Linked DNA regions of Mus musculus: all the other regions are linked to region 1. Evidence: chromatin contacts called from ENCODE Hi-C or POLR2A ChIA-PET data. All regions are on one chromosome and are shown on one strand. Each heading gives the region's core, a stretch centred on a gene start or an enhancer-like site at or near the end of the contact. The rest is flanking DNA. Distances are from core to core; before and after follow the strand shown. Region 1 holds the start of Nanos1 (nanos C2HC-type zinc finger 1). Region 2 holds the start of Dennd10 (DENN domain containing 10). Region 3 holds the start of Eif3a (eukaryotic translation initiation factor 3, subunit A).

The links. Hi-C counts contacts between places; a loop is a spot of excess contacts on that map. ChIA-PET counts read pairs that join two places held with the same protein, here RNA polymerase II (POLR2A).
Region 2: POLR2A ChIA-PET joins it to region 1 with 18 read pairs in Patski. The contact joins the promoter of Dennd10 here to the promoter of Nanos1 in region 1. A Hi-C loop is called at or near these places in 2 of 37 maps with a recorded cell type or tissue (T-helper 17 cell and gastrocnemius). POLR2A ChIA-PET finds 5 or more read pairs at or near these places in 3 of 5 experiments (Patski and embryonic stem cell).
Region 3: POLR2A ChIA-PET joins it to region 1 with 48 read pairs in embryonic stem cell. The contact joins the promoter of Eif3a here to the promoter of Nanos1 in region 1. POLR2A ChIA-PET finds 5 or more read pairs at or near these places in 4 of 5 experiments (Patski and embryonic stem cell).

What each region holds. Positions count from the first base shown.
Region 1 is chr19:60,754,138-60,758,091 of GRCm38, reverse strand. Nanos1 (nanos C2HC-type zinc finger 1) reads right to left here and starts at 2,105. Exons shown (of 1, transcript NM_178421.3): 1 at 1-2,105. The coding sequence starts at 1,826. The coding sequence ends at 1,023.
Region 2 is chr19:60,809,897-60,813,850 of GRCm38, reverse strand. Dennd10 (DENN domain containing 10) reads right to left here and starts at 2,296. Exons shown (of 9, transcript NM_026437.4): 1 at 2,178-2,296. The coding sequence starts at 2,232.
Region 3 is chr19:60,788,521-60,792,474 of GRCm38, reverse strand. Eif3a (eukaryotic translation initiation factor 3, subunit A) reads left to right here and starts at 1,782. Exons shown (of 22, transcript NM_010123.3): 1 at 1,782-2,006. The coding sequence starts at 1,958.

The sequences.
Region 1 (3,954 bases), core at 856-3,355:
TAATAGTGGAACCACCAAGAGGGAGTTAATGAGACAGACTTGAAGTGGTTTATTCTGGCACACCCTCTGTAAATTGAAAGGCAAACAGCCCAGAGTAGAACCTTTTGGAACTCGAGTTATTGCATTATAGTTCCCCATTTTCTATTTAGGAACCCTGAACTTGAGCAATCAAGGTGGGTTAACACTGCTCTAAATAGGTTTCCTCCTTTCTGAGGAGGAAATGTCTTAGCATCAGACACAAAGAATTGGACCATCGGGGTAGTGCATAGAGAAAATGCTAAGCAGGAGTTACTGGGGAGATTAATGGATTCATAATACTGTCACTGTATAAATACACGTCTCTCAAACAGCACCGTTTCCAAATATGTACACGATATGATTAAGCCTTGGCACAGTTAATTTTAAGGATTGGAAAGACTACTTGCTAATTCAGAATATCTGATGCATAAAAGGATAAGGAACTGTATTCTACCTGCTACAGATTGTGCCTTTAAGCCTCCCATCTAGGACAGAAACAAGCCACGAGGAAGAACACCCTCTCAATACTGGGAAGTGCACTAAGTTGCTTTACCTGCAATTAGAATGACAAACTAAAATAAATTAATTGCATCAAACAATAAAAGTCATTTTGCCGACATTCCATACAATTGTTAGTTTTACACTCAGTTCAGAGGCTATTAAAAATACTTTAGACGTTATAAAGTGCCTCCATTCATAAAACGAAACATCCAAGATGAGAGACAATTTCATACGGTTGCGCACCTAAACTAGGCCGACGTATACAGTAAACAGCGCCTCATTCACCGCAACTCAACCGGTGGTACACCCGCTCAGCCCTCACCGTTCTGGATGCGCGTTTTAGAAACTAGGGACAAAATTCAAGATTTCAACGTCAGAGACCGACCACTCCACAAGAAAGTGCTGCGCTCCTGCGGCTTCCGTAAAATCAAGACGACTTCCCAAATTGAGGCAAGGGAGAGGAGCGCAGGTTTCAGGTGTACACAGCTTGATGCAGCCCGCTCCTAGCGCAGCTTCTTGCTGGGCAGGCTGTCCCTGTTGCTGCGCGGCGGCGGGCGGACGGTGGGCGGTGGCACTTTGGAGAGCGGGCAATACTTGATGGTATGTGCGTTGTCGCCGCTGGCGCCGCACAGGGGGCACGTGTAGCGGCGCAAGACCGGGCACAGCACCCGGCCGTCCGGGCCCTTGAGGATGTGTGTGGTGTAGAGCGCCACCGCCTCCTTGTTGTTCCGGCAAAACACACACACCTGAAGCTCCGGTTTCAGCAGACGTGCGGCGGTCGCCCCGGAAGCCGCGTGCAGACGAGGCTCGGCAGCCCACGCAGGGCTTGGCTCTTCGCGCGGCGTCACTTCGGCCGTGGATGCGGCGGCGGCGGTGGTGGAGGCGGTGGGCGCGCAGCCCAGCAGAACCGCGGCGGCGCGCCCTGCAAACGGGTTCAGCTCAGCGAAGCGCTCCTCCAGCAACCCGGGCTCAGCGGGGCCGGCACACAGCTCTAGTGCGCGCAGTTCCAACGCACCGCCCAGGTAGCGGCCCCCGGCCTCCGGCTCTTCGCCGTCATCGTCTTCATCGTCCTCGGGCGGCCCCATCGTGGGCCCCGCCGCCGTGGGCCCGGGCCCCTCATGCGGGGAGCCGCGGTCGCTAGCCCTGGTGATGAGCGTGGCAAGCCCCAGGTAGTCGTTCCAGGAGCTGAAGGGCTGCGGGTGCACCGGGCCCGAGGCGCTCACGTAGCGGGCGCTGGGCACGAGCGCCATAGGCGCGGGGGCGCGGGCGCGGCGGGGCGAGCGTGGCGCCCAAGGGAAAGCCTCCATGGGCCGGCAGCGGGCCGCGCGCCTCCCCGCCGCCGCCGCCGGCAAGGGCCAGACGGAAGGGACGCAGGAGCTTGCCCGCCGGCCTGCCGTGGGGTAGGGCAGCCTTGCTTCCTTTTATCGCTCCCGCTTTCTCCTGTGCCCCTCCTCGCTGTCTCGGCCCTGCCCCCTGCGATCCTCCGCCCGGGCCACTGCGCCCGCGCCCCCGGACGGAGGCGGAGCGGAGGCGGGCGCGCGCTCTTCTCCAGCCCCGCGCGTTTCCTGCGCCCCGTGCGCTGCGCCCACCTCACCAGCTGCGGGGCGCCTGGCATCCTGCGAGGGGGCGGGTGAGGCGCCGCCTCGGGCCCTGGCGCTCAATGGCTGCGGACCTGACTCCGCGGGCGCCGGTCGGGACGCTGATTGGTGGCGATCGGGGAAGGGGCGGGCGGCGCTTGCTGGGAGGGAATGGCTGTGCAGAAAGCGACTGAATGAGGCGGTGGCTGGGGCTTGCTTTTGCACGAGCGTGGAGACCTCAGCCGGTAACCCAGCTTGGGTTTTTGTTTTTGTTTTTTTCACTGCGGGGTATTGAGGATGCCAATGGCACAGATCGCAATGAAGCAACTGGGATGCACTTGCATCCACTTGCAGGTTTGGCTGGACCGGGTTTATGGTTTGAAGCTACCACTTTCCTTTTTATCATCATCAGCAAGAAAAGCTGGGGGAGGCAAGGCTAGGCGCTAGCTCCCATCAGAGCCCAGCTAAAGACCCAGTGACTTCAGTTGGCACAGCGCTCTGGAGCACTTTCCACAGGGTGAAGTCCTCCCACAAACTTTGAGGCTCAGGGAGGAAGCTCACGATTTATATAGTTTATATGGTAGTGAGTAGTGGAGGATCAAAACAGGTCCAACAGGTGTTCAGAAATTGGGGCCGTAGGCTGTTCACTTACTTAGGTTAGGTGGAGGCTACAACTGGGCTAGAAATTCTTACTACGGACCAGTTTGTGTGAAGCTCCTCTTCAGGGTGCTTATATGGAAATCTAGGGTCTGTGGAACTTGAAAAACAGCATATTCAATGCTTTGAAACAGATAACATTTTCTCTTTTTGGTAAAACCCTGGAAAATAAAGGACTTACTAGGAGGGAAAGAAGTAGTCTTGCTCTTCCCTGGAAAAGAAGCAACTTAAAGTGATAAACACCAACAACCTCAAAAAATAATTTGAAACTAGGAAAAGACACCGAGGACTCTTCTGGAATGTGACCTAGGATGAGGGTCAGAAAATGCTCTGCAGAGGAGAGGGCTGATCTAGCTTTCCCACTCTGTACCGTACAGTGTCAATGGAAGCAAGGTGGTAAGACCTCTCCTCTGATGCTGTGAGTTTTCTTTGGGTGGTAGGTCACATTCACATGTTTTGGCTTAGATTTTTTTTTTTTTTTTTTTTTTTACAAACCTACTTCAATAAAGGTTCTTCAACACATCAGGCTACCTTATAGCCTACCAAAGGTAGGGGAGGAAGAACGGTTAATAGGACAAGGGGGTCATGGACCTGTTTAGAAGTAGTTATTCCGACCTTTGTTGTCAGGATATCAGCAGTCCAGTTCAATAGTGTCACCAAACATGAATCAGTAGCTGCAGACCAATCCAGAAGAAACCATGAGGCTCCAACAATGGGCGTGGGTCCATGGAAGTGGCAGGAAGCCGCCAAAATATGAGGGTTTTTTTTTTTTTGTTTTTGCAAGTTACTCTCTATGAAGTCACGAAAAGTGAAGATCAGCAAAGAAATCACGCCAATGTCAGAGCATTGTCAGTGAAGACCGGCATCCGCCAGCAAAGTCCAATGAAGGCCAGTAAGGCAAACCAATGCCACAGTGTGTCTGTTGGGTTATACAAAGGATGCTCAGAATTTGGTTCTGGTTTGGGTTAGGGTTAGAATGAATGTGCGGGTGAAACAGATCACTTGTAAGAGGGATCTTTGGGATCATCTAATTTAGTCTTTACAGGTGAAGAAAATGAGGACACCCCTCCCCCCACAAGAAGAGATGGAGTTCTTGAAGGTCAAACAGTGACTATGTCACGGTTAGAATCAGGACTCAAGGCAGGCGACCACCCTGAACACCACAGCACAGAAGGTTTTTTTAGGCTAAGTTTGTATTTAC
Region 2 (3,954 bases), core at 1,047-3,546, 56 kb before region 1:
ACATAATAAATCTTTTTTTTAAAGGGGGGGGGGGATGGAGAGGCCTAGGTTTATAGACAGAGCTACTTGAAGCCCTGAGTTAGATCCTTAATCTCCCCCTTCCCCAGCAATGAAGGAGATAGTGAAACCTTAAATTTCACATTTTTCTCATTGCTGGGGACTAAACCCAATGTATCTTAAATGCTAAGCAAGAGCTCTACCACTATGCCAAACTTTTTTTTTTTTTTTTTTTGGTTTTTTTTTCGAGACAGGGTTTCTCTGTATAGCCCTGACTGTCCTGGAACTCACTTTGTAGACCAGGCTGGCCTCGAACTCAGAAATCCGCCTGCCTCTGCCTCCCTAGTGCTGGGATTAAAGGCGTGCGCCACCACGCCCAGCCGCCAAACTTTTATAATAACAATAAAAGCCATCTAATCGTATGCTTTTCTCACCAAAATAAATACCTCAATTTAAAAAAAAAAAAAAGGAAATAACTTGAGGGGCTGGCTCAGTTCCCAAAGTAGTTGATAACTTATAGATTTATGTCACCATACCTCTGATAACCCCATTACTTAGAAACAAATTTTTTTTTTTTTGAGACAGGATTTCCCTGTGTAGCCCTGGCTTTCCTGGCACTTTCCTGCATAGACCAGACTGGCCTTAAAACTCAGAGATCCACTTGTTACCTCCCAAGTACTGAAGCTAAATGCAGGCCACCACCACATACCTTAGAAATAAATATCCTTTAAAGTGCATGTAAGAATAAAATCTAAGGAAAATAAAAACTAAAGAGCTGTAAATATGTTGCAGGGTTTTTTTGTTTTTGTTTGTTTGTTTTGTTGGGAACGAGTTTTTCTGTGCAGCCCTGGCTGTCGTGGAACTCTGTAGACCTGACTTTGAACCTGCCTGCCTCTGGCTCCTGGGCGCTAAAATTAAAGGTGTGCATCAACCCCTGGCCATTTGTAAGTCATTTTTATCTTCACAGTTTAATTCAGTCTTAATTCTGAAGTGCTGACAGGTCCAAGATGCCTGAGGTACATAGGTTTTGTTTTCAAGCAATTTAAAAATCACATTAGATGCCGGGCGGTGGTGGCGCACGCCTTTAATCCCAGCAACTTGGGAGGCAGAGGCAGGAGGATTTCTGAGTTCGAGGCCAGCCTGGTCTACAAAGTGAGTTCCAGGACAGCCAGGGCTATACAGAGAAACCCTGTCTCGAAAAACCAAAAAAAGAAAAAAAAAAAGAAAAAGAAAAAAAGAAAAAAGAAGAAGAAATGAATACAAGAGGACTAGAGATAGCTCTGCGGTTAAGAGCACTAGCTGTTCTTTAAGAGGATTGGGTTCTATTTCCGGCACCTATATGAGCTCCAGGTCCAGAGGATCTGATGATCTCTTCTGACCTCCACTGGGAAACAAGGTGCACAAACATACAGTCAGGCAAACATTCACACCAAAAAAATTTAAATTTTACACAAAAAGAAAAAGCGAGTACAAGATAAAGACACTTCTTTGAGCTCCTGAAAAATAATAACAGCAGATCTTTGGTAAGCCTATGCAACACGATTGCACTCTGCCAGGAACAGTAGTGTCCTACTTGTATTAATTAGAACCTCAGGAGAGAGACTATTCAAAGGAATTCATAAAGGTTCATTCATTCGTGCCGCGCGTTGCTATCACCTACCACCTGCTTGGGCTGCCAACGGTCACGCACAGTTGGGACTATAAAAGATACCTATGAATTTCCTCCATATGAATTCCTATTAAGTAGCTGGGGTCCCATATGTGACCAAGAAGGAACTCCAGAGCCATCAGGATCAACTGACACGAAGTTCTCTACCGTGGGAGTAGGGGCTCGGGATGACCCTGCACGGGTTTCAACATCGGTTCTGCCAGTTCCTGGCATGTCCTGCCAATGGCACTCGGGGCTCCCTGGGTGTCACCCATACTCCCGGGGAGCCGCAAACAAACGCAGCCGGGCCCTAGCTCTCCAACCCATAGTCCCAAAGCAGGCGGTCAACGGGAGTATCGAGCCCCGCCCGCCCGCCCGCCCGCCCGCCCGCAGGCCCCACGTCAGCCCCGGCGGGAGGAGGCCGAAGTCCTCGGCCCAAGTCTAGCCTCTCCCTGGCGAAGCAGCCCGGGGGATCCCAGAACCCAGGCGGAGCTGCGGCATGGCCTGGCAGACAGAGAGCCTGCGTCCTCACCGATCAGCCCGACTCCGAGCATCAGCTGGGTGTCCATTGCCACAACCGCAGCCATCTTCCGCCGCTACCCTGGGCTCCGCACTGCAGGTCCCACCCCTCCTCTTGGCCACGCCCATAACAAGTCCCGTCCCTTCCGGCAGGGTGCAGCAGGCACTACAGGTGCCGCCCCAGGCTTCCCTCTCCTGGCCAAACTTCCTTCTTGCAGCCTTTCTACGCTTAGGTCCTTGTTCGTTTGTCTAGTACCTTAAAGATCTCCAGTGAAGTGTCCGTTCACTGATTACAAAGACAAATAATTGGAGACCTAATATGTGTTGCTGCTCTGGAGGGAAAGGGTCCCCTATAGAAATGTTAGTTTCCCCAATCCAAGTGTAACAGCACCGCTCTGGCAGGCGATGATGTCCCCAGCTTGATCTGCTCTGAGAGGTATCCTGGCAATCCTTTGGAGCCTCCAATCCTGGGAGCCAAAAAGCACAAAGTCACATCACACAACAAACCTCACGCAAGAGATTTAATTAGGGGGAGGAGGTGAATCCAGGAGGGGCAGCAGCCTCTATACAGCAGGAAACTGAGCAAAAGACAGGGTTTATACAGGGTTTTTTGGGAGACTGGGCTTTCCAGGGTGGATATTGGTAGGATTTCAAATCTTGAGTTTAGGACTAGCTCGGGGATTGGTGGGAATCCATTCCTTGGCCCTGTTCTTAGGCTAGGGGTCAAGTCAGGGTCAGCATTCTTTCCCAGACTCAACTTCCTAAAGTCATGACCTTGAAAGTCAGGATTTCAATACATTAGTTTAGAGGGTGTGGAGGTCAAGCATGTAACAGTTAAAATACAGAATTCATTTATAATAAGGATGCTCTAGGATGTTGCAGGACATTTGATCACACTGTGATCTCCAAGATTGTATTATTTACTAGAAAAAACAACAACAACAACAACAACAACCAAAACCTGTTTCTATTTGTGGTGTAGCTCAGCCCTTAACACACACATTTAATCTCTCTGGCTGGAATTCAGAAACACCCTTAGTAAACACTTTAAACCCAAACAAGGAAGGTTAGTTTGTAGAAGGAAGCTCCCATGTTTAAAAGTGATGTCTAGTTGAGTGGTAGACAAAGTGAAATCAAAGATTTGACAGAACAGGATATTCCCAACTCTCACAAGAAGAGAGAGGAAAAGGAAGCTACTTTAGGGGCAGTGGAGAGAGAAAGGAAGGGAGAATTTTTACTGGGACAGTTGTACAGAGATGTGTTGCAGAGAGAGAACAAGCTAGACACAGGTGAAAACAGACTGAGCCAAAAAATGAGAAGGAGCCAGAAGATTAGAACATACTGCCAAAGTTAGTATTAGGCCAAACAGAGCAATTCAGGAGAAGCCAGAATCTGTCAGCTTGTAGAGGAGTTTGAACTAGCTAGCCAGAATTCAGAAAGAACTAGAAAAGGTGAGCTTATTCAGCAGTAAGCCTCAGAGGCTGAAAACATTCTAGGCAGAGATAAGATTGTACAGAGGCTAGAAGCTTCCAGGACTAGGCCCAGATTAACAGACAGAGGCAGCAAACCACCGATAGTTACTACAGGCGAATAAAAGATACATTTACACTAGGATTTAATGTGAAAGATAACAGCATCACTGCAATTGCATTCTGATTTTGTGGCAGTTCATAATGATTTTCTGGAAACTGAGTTTAATTGTGTAAAAAAATATAATGAATGAAGCCTTTTGGAAAGAAGATTAACAGTGTCTACAGAAATAGAAAAGTGCAAACCATTAATTTATATTT
Region 3 (3,954 bases), core at 533-3,032, 35 kb before region 1:
TTATAAACCATCTTATGGATGCTTAGAATCAAACCTGGATTCTCTCTTCAGGAGCAAAAAGTGCTCTTAACTGCTAAGCCATTTCTTCAGCTTCTATTTTACTATTTTTTGTTATGATAATGGAGTCGAGAATGTGAGAAAGCCTTTTCTGATATTTAGGCCAAGTTTCTTTTTATTTTACTGCTTGAGTCTTTCTTTAGCCTATGAAGTAATTTTTATGTAATTAAAAACTGCATGAAAGAACTATTTGCTCTTTATGTTTGGCTTTTAAAATTTGACTTAACTATAATATACACAAAGAAACCCTTTGATCATGCCCATAAAACAGTTGGTAAAGCTTGTAAATACTGGATGCTCTTTTACACCAATCCTGTCCGGGTACTTGTTTTGGAAGGTGAAAGTTCATGATTTAGCATGGTCTAAGCATTCTGGAGGAAGAACTCTTGAAATGAACTTTAACATATTTTTTATTGTTTTTAGTGTGCCCTGTATCTTTGAGTGGGTATGTTCATGTGAATGCAAGTGTTGGGTAAGCCAGAGATGATAGATACTCCAAAACTAGAGTTATAGGTGGTTATGAGCAGTCTGATGTGGCTGAACTAGAGTGCTCTGCAAGATTAGTATCTCTTCAGACCTTTAAATAGCTTTAAAATATTTCTCATTAATTTGTTTTTCGAGAAAGGTTTTCCTCTGTGTAGCTTTGGTCTATAGAACTCCCTGTATAGACCAGGCTGGCCTGGAACTAACAGGGATCTGCCTGACTCTGCCTCCTGAGTGCTGGGATCAAAGGCCAAAGGCGTAGATTCTCACCACGCTCAGGTTTTATTTATTTTTTAAGGTTTCCTCATTCATTGACACAGTATCTCATTAACTCACATGTCCCATACTATTGTAAAATATGTAATAAACTTACAATAATTTATTCTTTTCTTCCTGAATTTTCTCTGAACCTTTGTGTGGTGCCAGGGATTATGGAGGCCCCTGTGTGTGCTAGAGGAGCGCTCAGCCACTGTACAGCCACAGCCCTGAACTCAAGTTAATTTCCTACCAAGAGCCTAATAATTCGACGCGGTTTAAATGGCTTTCAAGCTCTAAGCATAGTAATTAATCTGTGAACACTACATTTGTTAGGTAGCAATAAAAGACATGGCTTGCAATAAGCCATTTCTTCACCAACACATTTCTTATATTTGTTTGTGACGTGAGCTGTATGTAAAAATCGATGACACTCGCGTATTTTCAAATATACAAGCCAGGTTCCTGGGTCTTCTACTCCCCTTCTTTCGGGAATCCTTGGGACACTAACCCTAGGAGGATACCAAATAACTCTGTTTATTATTCGTTTGTTCCCTCCCCTTCCTTGTCAATCAAGTGACTGGTGACCTATTTTTCAGGGATGAACACCACTGGCCAGCGATACGGGGTCAGCACTTCCGTTCAGTATTTTCAACCTTTCCAGGAGAGGTCCCGGCAGAGGCGATGCGACCCTAACGCGGCCTGCTTCCGCGCACGTCATTTTGGCTATGACTGTGTAGACACTGCCTTTTCTCGTCGCAGATCAGACCGCAAATTTCCCTTTCCCACTCTGTGTCCGCGGGGGGCAGAGGTGGTCGGAGAAAACGGTCCCGAAGGTTCCCTCCCGCAACCAAAGAACACCACAGCTCGCGCTGCTCGGCACCCAGCGCCACGTCAGCCCGCGCTCGAGACGCCAGCGCGCCTGCGCGCGGAGAAAGGCGGAACATGCGCAAAGGCCTGCCTCCTACATCCGGGGCTCGGGCGGCGGCGCTGCCGCCGCGAGGGAATCACGTGGTTCCTTCCTTTCCGTCTCTGGCCGGCTGGGCGCGGGCATCTGCTGGCGAGGCGCGTGGAAGCTCGCGCTAGTTCCCCTCCGCCTTCTCTCCCGGTCCAGGCCACTAGGGAGTTCGCTGACGCCGGGTGAACTGAGCGTACCGTCAAGATGCCGGCCTATTTCCAGAGGCCGGAAAATGCCCTCAAGCGCGCCAACGGTGAGTAAGGCAGCGGGTCGCGCCGCGCAGGGCCGGCCCGAGGCCTGGGAGTTTCGAGGGCCTCCGCCTGCTGCCCGCAGCCCGGGCTGTGGAGGCCAGTGGTCACGGCCGCCGCCACCGGGCCGCGTCTGCGCACGGCCTCCCTACTCAAGCGGGCCGCGGCGGAAGGCGCGGATCAGGAACCGTCGCTCTGGTGTGTGTTGAGTGGCTGCCGCCCGAGGCTTGCGTCGCAGGGCCACGGCCCAGCGGGTCAGGACTCTCGGGTCTTGCGATTCTTCGCTACGATCGGCCTTCTGCTGGCTTTTCAAACCCGCGGGCTGCTTGGGAAGCCCCGCGCTCCCTGCCGCCATCTGGGAGTGCCGGGAGGAGGAAACATGGCTCCCTCCCGGGGACAATGCACGCGAGAACCTCCGCTCCACCTCCCGCCGGGGTCGGGAGCCGGCTAGTCTACCTTCACTCCACCTCTCGGGCACGTCTGGTTCCTGATCCCACGCGGAGGCCTTCTGGGTCAGGGTCTACTTCCCTCACTACTAGTTTGCACTTCAGGCCTCTGCTCCATTAACTTGTTTCCTGTGGTGTCCTCCCCCCCACCCCCCGAAATGATGAGGGTCATTTCGAAAGTATTTCGAATCCAGTAAAGTTAGTATTCTTTAGGGATTTAAAAATGATCTACCCAGACAAGCCCTAGAAAGAGTGATTTCCCCAAGGTCACTTGGGAGTGTCAGAAAACTAAGACCAAGGTCTCTTGATATCCAGATCAGCTTTTTGTTTTTTGTTTTTTTGTTTTTCCTCCACCGCAGAGCCACTGAGTGCTATTTCTATTTCCATACGTGTGCTTAATTAAGCCTAGTGCTTGCAGGAAAGACTTGCCCGGATCTCTGACATTGTGTCGTGGAAAACTCGTGTGCGCATATCTGATCTGACCTTTAAAAATTGCTTTTTATTTTTTAAAATAAAACCTGATAATTCAGTATTTGTGCCCTTTTCAACCCTTCCAGTCCAAACTGGAAAAATAAACCATGTATGTTGCAGGTTTTTGTTTGGCAAGCTTGTTAGAAGTGGAAGTTACATTTTGTGAAAAGGCCATTTGACTCAAAACTTATAATAAAAGAATACTGCTGATAATTTTCAGGAATGAAGATGTGTTGGTTACATACATTAATATTTTTTGTGGTTAGGAAGCAGTCTGGAGTAGAATAATAATGCACTGTGGGTCACCCAATACCTCTAGTACTAATCTATTATTGAAAATAGAACTAGCTAATTTAGGACTTTTAATGTTTTGAAACTTAGAATTGCATTGTGCTGTAGAAAATGGAATTGGATAGACTTACTAGGTATAGCTATTAATATATGTTTAAGTTGTAACATTTAGCAGCAGTTACCATAGTAGTCTAGTTAAAGCACTACAGTCTTTGGCCTACATACATACATAGTAACATGCTGACCTTATCTTTCTCCTGTTTGGAATCTTCATGTGAACTTGGTTAATATTACAATAAAGTTTTAAAGTAGAAAGGTTACATAATGTGTTCTAAATTTCTTTTCACAGTTTCTAAGTTGACTTGATTAATGATGAGTAAGCTGGGGAGAGTGTTAGCAAAGTAGACTAGGACTTTGTGGTACTGTGTGGCTAACTTGGGTCTTGGTGCATTTTCCCTAAGGCCCGTATTGACTTCTTGCTGCAGCCCCATTACAGTTTCCCAAGTAGCAAGTAGTGATGCCTTAGCTTCCCAGGGATTTGACAGGAGCAGATTGTCTATCACACGTGCGGCACTGTTTGTAGAACAAGTAGATGATAAAATGGGTTTTCACTTTTAAGAAAGGTTTACCTAAATGTTTTATCTGTAGCATTTTGTAGCCCCAGGGATATTTAGAGCTAATCTAGTGCATTATTTTAATAAATAAAATAGACCTTCAAGCCATTCTAATTGGTAATTTTGGGGTG